Linked DNA regions of Homo sapiens: region 2 is linked to region 1. A link is a contact called in ENCODE Hi-C or POLR2A ChIA-PET data. All regions are on one chromosome and are shown on one strand. The core of a region is the stretch at or near the end of the contact, and the rest is flanking DNA. Distances in the headings are between cores, read along the strand shown.

The links. A loop is a pair of places that touch in the nucleus more often than their neighbours do. ChIA-PET counts read pairs that join two places held with the same protein, here RNA polymerase II (POLR2A). Pooled maps may share reads with other maps.
Region 2: a pooled map shows a loop between it and region 1 (2.5-fold over the local background). The contact joins two enhancer-like sites. A Hi-C loop is called at or near these places in 1 of 168 maps with a recorded cell type or tissue (breast epithelium) and 1 of 50 pooled maps. POLR2A ChIA-PET finds 5 or more read pairs at or near these places in 3 of 52 experiments (GM12878, OCI-LY7 and activated naive CD8-positive, alpha-beta T cell).

Annotation. Positions count from the first base shown.
Region 1 is chr2:135,686,146-135,691,634 of GRCh38, forward strand. The region is part of intron 21 of R3HDM1 (R3H domain containing 1); the gene reads left to right. Among named protein-coding and RNA genes, the nearest start is that of MIR128-1, 23 kb to the left of the region's middle. Within about 2 kb of position 2,551, at least 2 of the 41 ENCODE cell types and tissues checked have a DNase peak (open chromatin) inside an H3K27ac peak, as active enhancers do; they include GM12878, where a contact is called at or near this core.
Region 2 is chr2:135,790,908-135,796,362 of GRCh38, forward strand. LCT (lactase) reads right to left here. Exons shown (of 17, transcript NM_002299.4): 14 at 3,734-3,868. Among named protein-coding and RNA genes, the nearest start is that of LCT-AS1, 27 kb to the right of the region's middle. Within about 2 kb of position 1,549, at least 2 of the 41 ENCODE cell types and tissues checked have a DNase peak (open chromatin) inside an H3K27ac peak, as active enhancers do; they include GM12878, where a contact is called at or near this core.

The sequences.
Region 1 (5,489 bases), core at 1,301-3,800:
GTTATCAAAAAAATCAAAAGCTATTAAGTATTGATAAGGATGTGGAAAAAAGGGAACCCTTGTAACACTGTTGTTGGGAATGTAAAATGGTGTAGCTGCTATAGAAAACAGTACAGAAGTTCCTAAAAAAAATAAAAATAGAACTATCATTTGATCCAGCAATTCCAAATACTTCTAGATATTTATGCAGAAGAATTGAAATCAGTATCTCGAAGAGAGATTTACATCTCCATATTCATTGCAGCATTATTCACAATAGCCAAGATGTGGAAACAACCTAAATGTCAATTGGTGGATGAGTGGATAAAGAAAATGTGGTATGGCTCATTCCTGTGATCCCAACACTTTTTGAGGCCAAGGCATGAGGATGGCTCGAGCCCAGGAGTTTGAGACCAGCCTGAGCAACACAGGGAGACCCCATTTCTACAAAAAATTTAAAAAGTAGCTGGGTATAGTGACAAATACCTGTGAAGCTAGTCTACTCAGGAAACTGAGTTGTGGGAAGATAACTTGAACCTGGGAGGTCAAGGCTATAGTGAGCCATGATTACGCCACTGTATTCCAGCTTAGGCGACAGAGCCAGACCCTCTCTGAAAGAAAAAAAGGTTATATATGTACTGTAATGGAACATTATTTAGCCTTTAAAGATGGAAATCCTGCCATATGTAACAATGTTGATGAACCTTGAGGACATTATGTTGAGTAAAATAAGCCAGTCACAGGACAAATACTGCCTTATTCCACAGTATGACCTCTAAAATAGTCAAACTTGGCTGGGCGCAGTGGCTCATACCTGTAATCCCAGCACTTTGGGAGGCCAAGGCAGGTGGATCACCTGAGGTCAGGAGTGTACACCAGCCTGGCCAACATGGTGAAACTTCATCTCTACTGAAAATACAAAAAACTAGCCGGGCATGGTGGTGCCGGTAGTCTCAGCTACTCAGGAGGCTGAGGCACAAGAAGCACTTGAACCTGGGAGGCAGAGGTTGCAGTGAGCCGAGATAGTGCCACTGCATTCTAGCCTAGGCAACAGGGCAAAATTCTGTCTCAAAAATACAGAAAATAAAATAGTCAAACTTGTAGAAGCAGAGAGTAGAATGGTCATTGCCAGGGGCTGCAGGGAGGGGGAAGTGGAGAGTTACTCTTCAGTGGATATAACATTTCTTTTATGCAAGATGAATGAACTCTGGAAATCTGCTATACTACATTTTGCCTATAGTCATATTGTGTTGTACACTTGAAATTTTATTAAAAGGGTAGCTCTCGTGTTTAAAACAAACAAAAAAAGAAAAACAGTTATGGTGTCTTTGAAGGATTTGTGACATCCATTTTAATAGTTCACATGTCTTTAGCACTTAACCTGTTTCTGAGCTCTGTTCCAGATCATTGTAATGAGTGAATACTTCTCCAAAAAGCAAGTATGAAAGCTTGAAGAAATCATAGAGAATCATTAGTTTATCCTTAAAGCAACAAATATTTTTATTTTGGCTCTTACTCCCAATTAGACTAAATGTAGTAAGATGTGAATTTTTTTAGTGTGACTTTTTTCCTGATTAATATGTTTTCTGTGTAACATGAATCTACGTCATTGTTCTTTTCTGGCTCGTCAAACCAATACCTTTTCAATGACACTACCTTTTTGGGTTTAAGAAAAGTTATCTTTTTGTTTACCTCACTGAATTTGAAGTCTACATTTTTACAAGAACACTCAGCTGAGAAATGAAAAATAAATCACATTAATTTTCAGAGTTACATAAAGAAAAATATGTGTAGCAGATTCTCAGTATTTGTAGACTTTGTATTTGCAAATCTGCCTATTTGCTGAAATTATTTGTAACCCCTAAATTGATACTTATTGTACTTTCTTTTTCATTCGTGGACACGTTCAGTGTGGCAAAAAAGTTTGAATCATCAGGCAAGCACATTCCCATCTGAGGTCAAACAAGGCACATGCTGCCTCCCTGTTTCAGTTCTTCTATTATAAACAATTGTCCTTTTCAGTCTATTTAGTGCCACGTTGTTCACACTTTTTGGGTTTTTGTTTGAAATGGCTCCCAAACAATGCTGATTTTCTGTCTTGTGTTACTAAGCACAAGAAAGCTCTGCTGTGTGTTCAAGCATGAGTTGGTACTGGCCATCAGTTCAGTGTTAACGAATCAACAATACAGTACATCCAGAAAAAGAGGAAATTCACAGATGTGTATGTGAGGCCACTCTAGAAAGTCCTAAAATAACATCCGAAATAGATGACAAAGTTATGAAAAAGATGGAAAGGCAGCTGGATTGGTGGATTCATAAGATGATGAATGAGTTTATCTTCCTGTTTTGGGGGATTTTTTTTTTCCTTTCTCTTGGCTTCTCAATATGATAACCAAGTTTTTAAAAAACCATAGTGGACAGCATTGTTGTGAAACTGAAAGCCAAAGAAATTCATGATCATGTTACCCAGGGTCAGGAAAATGGTAAACACTCCTCAAATAGTGTTTTGTTATCAAGAAATACTGCGAAGGGCCAAGGACGGTGGCTCATGGCTGTGATCCCAGCACTTTGGGAGGCCGAGGCGGGTGATCACTTGAGACCAAGAGTTGGGGACCAGCCTGGCCAACATGGTGAAACACCATCTCTACTAAAAATACAAAAATTAGCCAGGTGTGGTGGCGGGCACCTGTAATCCCAGCTACTCAAGAGGCTGAGGTAGGAGAAACACTTGAACCCAGGAGGCAGAGGTTGCTGTGAGCCGAGATGGCACCACTGCGCTCCATCCTGGATGACAGAGCGAGACTCCTTCTCAAAAAGAAATACTGCAGAGTTTTTACATTTCTAGAATCTCATTTGTCTTCACAGTGTCCTTCTAAAAAGGATAAGAATATGTATTTGTTTTTATTTTACATGTAGACACTATGAAATTTCAACCCTATATATCTTCATTTAATTGGTCTGGCCCTGATCTTAAGCCTGAGCAACATTATTTTTTGATGCCCTCCAGGTGATTCTAGTGGGAGCCAAGAATTGAAACCCTCTGGCCTACACTAACCAGCCCTTTAGTCTGGTTTTTATTCATGCCTTCAGCTGTCCACAAGTAGCTATAGCCCAGTAAAACTTTACACATTAGCAGAGAAGTCATGATGTCTATCACTGTTTATTAGTAGATTTTCATCTGAAATCCAGTATCCTGACATAAAACTATAAATTACTACATATCAACAAGTTTATAAATTTCTAGATCTTAGATGGAAAGTGTATCTTAAACTCTAGGTTACAGGGTCTTGATCCATACAGTCTTACTATGTTTTAGATGCTAAATGGACTCTAGTAGCCTTCATTTTATTACAAGATTATAAGGAATAAGATTCCTATAAGAACACAAAGTGAGTCTTTGTTTTGAAAAATGTCTTACTTAGCTTGGGTTGCTTAGCAAAATTGTTTTCTTACAGAGGTTCCTTGTGTAGAAAGGTAGAATTTGAATTATTATGTCTACTTTCAGCTCATCCTTTCAGTTCACTGAGGCAACTTTGTGTTTGGATTGGATTGTGTTGTTACTTATCATTATGAAGATTGAGCACAGCCTGATACAAGTCAACATATACTGTCACTTTAAGCGAGCAAAGTACTAGTCAGGGACACTAATTTTACAACAACTCATGAGATTTTTCTCAGTCCTTAGTGTGGAGAGAAAATTAGTTTGATACCAGCAGCCTTCAAAAGTGGGCAAGTGAGTTGGATATCTTCAAAATGCTCTCATTTTTACCGGTTCTTCTCCTATTTTCCCTTTCATTTTCACTATTTTTATCTTGAAATTCAAAACGATAATACCTTTGTCTTTGATCTATATTCTCAAAGGGGTAGCATACAGACAGGAACTTGAAAAGACTATAGCCTTTTTTTAAGAACCTTTAAAAAATGTTTCACAGAATCTTTATGAAATTATGAAAAAGAAAACCTACTTTTAAGTCTTTTTCCCTTTTTTCTGTCCACAGTCTGTTTTTCCTCATTTTTGTATCCTAGTATTTCTCTAGTGTCCCTTTTGTCCTACTTGTGATACCTCTCTTGTATTCATTTTATTTCTCCTAAGCTTCTAGTTTGACATTTTCAGTTTTTTGTTTGCCTCAGCTATCCTTTGAAATAATTGTTGATAATAAGTCTGTCGATCTGAACTATATCTTTTGGTAAAGTTTTACTTCTCTCGTTATTAAAAATGAAGTTACTAACAGCTTAGAGAAATAAAATGTAATAAATAAAATTTTGATTTTGCAAGATAAGTTCAAGAGATGTGCTGTACAAGACTTTGTCTACAGATAAATATTGTATTATACACTTAAAACTCTGTGAGGATAGATCTTGTGTTAAGTGTTTTTACACCAATAAGAATATGTTTTAAACTGAGCAAACCAATATACCCTACAGCATATCTGCACTGATAACCTATGTATGATTTTGTAGCACTAACAGAATAGATGAAGAAAGATACTGTTGAAGGAATAAAATGTAAAAGAAAAAAAGTTACTTTCACTGCTAAAACATTGCCTTTTCAGAACATTCATTTCTTCTTTAGTGGATATAAAAGAGGTTTTTTTTGTTTGTTTGTTTCTTTTTTTCTTTTTTACCATTTTTGTGGGCATGTGTTTATTAGCAAAATTTATTAGTAAATTGTTTTATTCACCAAAAAATGTTAAAGGAGAAGGGAAGAGGGTGCTTTAGCTATTTCATTTTTGTGAACTCACCAAAATGAGTGATAATGGTAATACTTTGGATTTAAATTATTTAGGTACCTTTAAGGAATAGGAGAGGCAACATTTCATGAAAAAACCTCTTTATCCATAATTGATCACACCGAGTATTTGTGGTGCTTCCTCAGCCTCTCAATGAGTTTCTGTTTTTGAAAAATACTTCTCTTATATCTGTATTTTGTCTATTAAAACAGTCTTTCCTCTATGTACCTTGTTTAGGTCTTTCTGGTTAAACATACATAGTCATTGTAGAAAATTTGAAAATATTTGAAATTTCAAGTGTTTGATGACAAATCAACCACAGCCTTAGCACCCAGAAATAATCACTGATAAATTTTGATGTACCTCACCAAAGTCATTTTTCAGTGTGCATACATATATATGAACTATGTTAGCAATCAAATTTTTTAACATTTTATTTTATACTTTGTAAAAACTCCATTATTAATTTTTCTTTTAGGCTGGGCATGGTGGCTCATGCCTGTAATCCCAGCACTTTGGGAGGCCAAGGTGAGTGGATCGCTTGAGCTCAGGAGTTCAAGACCAGCCTGGGCAACATAGCAAAACCCCATCTCTGCAAAAAATACAAAAATTAGCTGGGCGTGGTAGCTCATACCTGTGGTCACAGCTATTCAGGAGGCTGAGGTGGGATGAGCCCAGGAAGTTGAGGCTGCAGTGAGCTGAGATCAAACCACTTCACTCCAACAGAGAGAACCCCTGTCTCCAAAAAAAAAACAGAAGTAAAGAGATTTTCTTTTTAAA
Region 2 (5,455 bases), core at 299-2,798, 100 kb after region 1:
GTCTTGTTTTGTAAATCTCAAGAGGCCCTTTACACGAAACACAAAACAGGACTTAGACCAGGAAAAGCCTTAGGTTTTGTCTAGCCTTAAGAATCATACTAAACCCAGAAGAATCAAATTGCCTCAAATTCTCCTCCTTTCGCTGGTTCTAGCTGCCTGCACTCTGTGCTTGTATAGCATTGGACAAGCCACTCAGCTCTCCGTCCTTCAATTTCTCTGCCTGTGCAGAGAATGGTCTTGCTCATGGAGCCCAGCCCTCCACTACTCTGAATAGATGGCTCCTTACACCAGCTATGAAAGGCTATGGGTCCCCAGCTCCAGGCTTCCAATGGACGCCAGTGCTGTGTCTTCAGAGAATGGGCTCCCCCAAGTCACCCATGTCTAGTCAATGCCACTTGCAGACCACGGGTGAGGCCACAGGCACGAATATTTGTAGGGGCCCTGCTTTGTGTGAAGACAGGCAGCAGACAGGCTGGCACCTCCTTCAAGTGTCCAAGAGCCTGGCCTCTCTCTTCAGTGATGGACGAGGAGGTGGACAGCTCCTGCCACAGGGGTGCCTGCTGGGGGAGGCCACAGAAGCCTGATCACCTGTAGTCACATATGTCAAATAAGAACCAAGAATTTAGACACTTCCTACACTCAGATCTTTCAGGGAAAAAAAAAATGTTGGTTTTATCAGCACCTGGATTTATCTGACTCAGCTGAATTGAATGTGGGCCATTTCATAAGCACTAGTGGAGGTCTTCCCAGGGACAGCCCCAGGGCTCATAAGAGGGAGGGAGAATCAGAAGGAGTAGAGGGGTGTTCTGGAGTCTCCTCAGCCCCCTTGGTGAGCCTGACTCTGGGGGTTTCAGGATACAGTGGGAGTGGAGGGGCTGGTTTTCAAAGAAAGAACCTGGACACAGTCAGAGCTACTGGTGTGGAAAGATGCTTGATGGAAAAGGAACAAAATGAGATTTTCTGAAAATGGCAGATAAGAGACAGGACTTAGGTACAGCTCCCACTTGGATGGACAGAACAGTGTGTGGAGACTCACATTGTTAACTGTTGCTCCAAGAACTACTGCTGGAACATACCAGAAAAACCAAAAGAATTCACAGACCTTTGAAAGAAGCAGAATGCTACTGCAAACTCCATGAGACAGCTGCAAAACTGTGAGTTCCCAAAGTGTGAGAAGGGGAAAGTCTGCCTCTGAACACACATCCTCTCTGGGGACCTGAACATCCAGATCATAGGAGAAGGATTTAACCTTACCTAGAGCGCAAGTGGATTTAGGGAGCCAAGTGAAATGTAAAAGTAGAAGAAGCAGTGGGAAGAGCCCTGTAGCCACTCCCTGTCCCCAGCTTGAGCCCAGGGAAGCCATTCCTGACTTTATCCTACAGGGGTCCTTGTAGAAGGAAGCCAGTGGAATTAGGGAGGGGCAGGATTAAGGAAGCTTCTAGCTCAACTTATTAATTTCAACTAGAAGCATGAATTTTCCTGAGCAGAATCTTGGGGGCAAACAAGAAGTGCAGATAAAAGCACAGAAGCCACAGCCAACAGTGTGGGCAGGTGGGGAGGGGCAAGGCCTGAAAGCCCTGTTTGCTTTCTCAGAGAGAAGGCTTGTGGCCTGGGGTGAGATCTCTGCCCTGCGCACTGTTGGCAGGGCACAGCAGGAGTGAGACTGGCCTTGCTGGCTGCATGGGAGCTAGGTGAGGCTTGTGACTGCCAGCTTTCCCAACTTCCCTAGCAACCTGTATGACACAGCAGAGGAAGCCATAATACCCCTGGGAACAGAACTCCACTGGCCTGAGAACCAGCCCCCTATTCCCCCACAGTGGCCACAGCAAGCCTCACCCGAGGAGAGTCTGAGCTCAGATATGCCTAATGCTGCCCCAACCTGATGGTCTTTCTCTACCTTTGCTGGTAGCTGAAGACAAAAGACATAAACTCTTGGGAGCTCTATGGCCCCGCCCATAACCTGAGAAACCCAAATACCCTGGCCAACGTAGGGCAACCTTGTAATCCCCCTTCTACTACCGCAGCTGGTGGCAGTGGAAGGGGAAAGCACCTCAAAAGTGCCACCTCCTCTCTTGAAAGTGCCACCTCCTGGCTGGAGACCAACCAACTCACGCCATTATAGCAACTCATAACAGAAGAACCCTGCTCCAAAGAAAGAGAAAACAACAACTAATTCCACTGCCTGCAACATCCTGGCTAACCAGAGGTCCTGAGTCTGTCCACATGACAACTTCACTGCTCGCATAACCAGCGTTTGAGAAAACCAGTGCACGAAAGAAAACTACAACCAAGGACCCTCACAGAATCCACTTAAGTCCCCTGCCACCTGCACTGGAGCAGGTGCTGGTATCCATGGCTGGGAGACCTGAAGACAGATCACATCACAGGACTCTTTGCAGACATTCCTCAGCACCAGTTCAGATCCCAGTAATTCTGCTGGGTGGATAGACCCAGAAGGGCAATGGCAATCACTGCAGTCTGGCTCTCAGGAAGCCCCATCCTTAGGGAAAGGGGGTGAGCACCACATCAAGGGATCACCCTGTGGGACAAAAGGATCTGAGGGGCAGCCCTTGAGTTCTAGATCTTTCCACTGAAACAGTCTACCTGAATGAGAAGGAACCAGAAATGTTAATTCTGGTAATATGACAAAACAAGGTTCTATAAGACCCCCAAAAGGTCGCACTAACTCTCCAGCTATGGATCCAAACCAAGAAGAAATCTCTGAATTGCCAGATAAAGAATTCAGAAGGTTGATTATTAAACTACTCAAGGAGGTACTAGAGAAAGGTGAAAATTAACTTAGAGAAATTTAAAAAACAATACAGGATATGGATGAAAAAGTCTCTAGATAAATAGATATCATAAAGAAAAAGACAATCGGCTGGGCGCAGTGGCTCACACCTGTAATCCCAGCACTTTGGGAGGCCAAGGCAAGGGGATCATCTGAGGTCAGGAGATAGAGACCAGCCTGACCAACATGGAGAAACCCTGTCTCTACTAAAAACACAAAATTAGCCGAGACCATTCTGGCCAACATGATGAAACCCCGTCTCTGCTAAAATACAAAAAAAAAAAAAAAAAAATTAGCCAGGCGTGGAGGTACGCGCCTGTAATCCCAGCTACTTGGAGGCTGAGGCAGGGGAATCACTGGAACCCGGGTGGTGGAGGTTGCAGTGAGCCAAGATTGTGCCACTGCACTCCAGCCTGGTGACAGAGCGAGACTCTGTCTCAAAAAAAATAAATAAAATAAAAACTGTTACTTAAAAGGTGAACCAAAATCTTTTACTATCTCTACTTCATAAAAGCATTGTTTAAAAAGAGAAAATAAAATTTTACTCTTGTATTATTGTAATATTTATTAATATTAAAGCGAATTTTGATAAAACCTAAACAATTTTTTTCTTGAAAATCCTTTTTAACAACCAAGCATTTTTAGAGTTAAGCAGCCTGTGAAAAAGAACGCAAAATAAATAAATTTTAAAAATGAAATAAAAAAACAAAAAGCCAAGCACATGTGCCCTAATGGGAGGTGCCCTGGAGACCCCGGCCTTCTCTCCCTCTTGCTTGCTGGAGATTTCCTTGGGATCTGTGGGGTGGCGAGCATCTTGCAAACCCCGGCACATTCGGCGTTGGAGGCCCTGTTTTGAGGCTGGGCAGGCCTCAGAGAGCACAGCCAAGGGCACCTTTCTGCCTTTTCCAGAGATGGCTCCGGGCTCCCTGTTGGTGGACTTACCTGTCTGCATCAAAAGAAGAGATGGCAGTGGCATAGTTGAGGTTGTAGGCGAGGACAGTGGTGTAGTGATTGAACCCAAAAAAGTCATAGGTGCCGTTGATCCTCCTCTTCTCACTCTCTGTAAATTCTGGCAGCCTGGGTGGAAGAAGCCATTGAGGGCAGGGCTTCAGGGAGAGCCATGCTTTGAGAAGAGAACGTCATAGGGCTGGGGCGGGGGAGCTCTCCGAACCCCAGGCACTTGGCAGTGAGTAGGGGAAACTGGCAGGGAAGGAGAAGAGGTCCTTCAGGCGGTGCAGGAAGCACTGCGGCTCCTCCAGCCAGACCATAAACCTGGCTTCCCTAGGTCTCTACAAGAGCCTCTGAAACCTGAAGGACCACACACACACGCACCCACGCGCGCGCGCGCACACACACACACACACACACACATGCATAAACAGTTTTTAATTTCCTTCAAACAACATATGCAAATTCTGATATTTAGCATCTATGACAGATTTCAAAATCAAGAGCATGCCTGAGGTACATATCTGAGACTCTTCCCCTATGTTTGTAAAGTTAGATCTTGTATAATTTTTTTTTTTTGTGGCTGAGTCTGGCTCTGTCACCTAGGCTGGAGTGCAGTGGCGCGATCTCAGCTCACTGCAACCTCCGCCTCCTGGGTTCAAGTGATTCTCCTGCCTCAGCCTCCCAAGTAGCTGGGACTACAAGCGCCTGCCACAACTCCTGGCTGATTTTTTATATTTTTGGTAGAGATGGGGTTTCACCATGTTGGCCAGGCTGGTCTTGAACTCCTGACCTCAAGTGATCCGCCCACCTCAGCCTCCTAAAGTGTTGGGATTACAGGCATGAGCCACCACACCCGGCCCTGTATCTTGTGTAATTTGTATTTCCGTTTTCTGCCCTTTCCAAGTTTCTCTGCTCCTCTTGGGGTTTGTTTAGGCATGCCTCTTTTCTCCAACTCTAATAATAATAATAATAATAATAATAATAATAATAGCTTCAAGATCTTCAAAGTAGCAGGGGAAATAATTTGCAAATTGAGTATTTGAGTTTGAATTTCTCAGTTCTCACGATTTCACTGAACTTTGTTTTCTTTCTTCCTTTTTTTTTTCCCAGACAGGGTCTCGCCCTGTCCTCCTGAGGACACTGCACGCCCCCTGAGGCTGGAGTGCAGTGGTGCAATCATAGCTCACTGCAACCTCAGTCTCCTGGGCTCAAGCAATCCTCTCACCTCAGCCTCCCAAGTAGTTGGGAATATAGGTGTGCGTCACCATGCCTAGATAATTTTTAAATTTTTTGTAAAGACAAAGTCTCACTATATTGCCCAGGCTGGTCTTGAACTCCTGGTCTCAAGCAATCCTCCTGCCTCAGCCTCCCAAAGTGCTGAGATTACTTGTGAGCCTGGGAACTTTGGCTTCTTAACCTGTAGATGGAGCATTTTCCAGGCACTCTGAGTGAAAAGCCTCTCCTGTAGAACCTGACTAATACACTTGTGTGCAGCATGTACAGGTGATCCTGAATGCATGCGCATGCCCACAGGGAGACCTGGGGCTTCTGGTTTAGGTGTGGCCCAGAGATGCCCTGCTGAGGCCTCTGACACTTTCATCTTGACCTTTCTGCTACCATTAACCTGAGGGATCAAGAACCTTCCTTCCCTGGGGTTTCTGAGATGATGGGAGAAAACCAAAGCACAGCCTCCTCCTGTCCCTGACGCTTCTG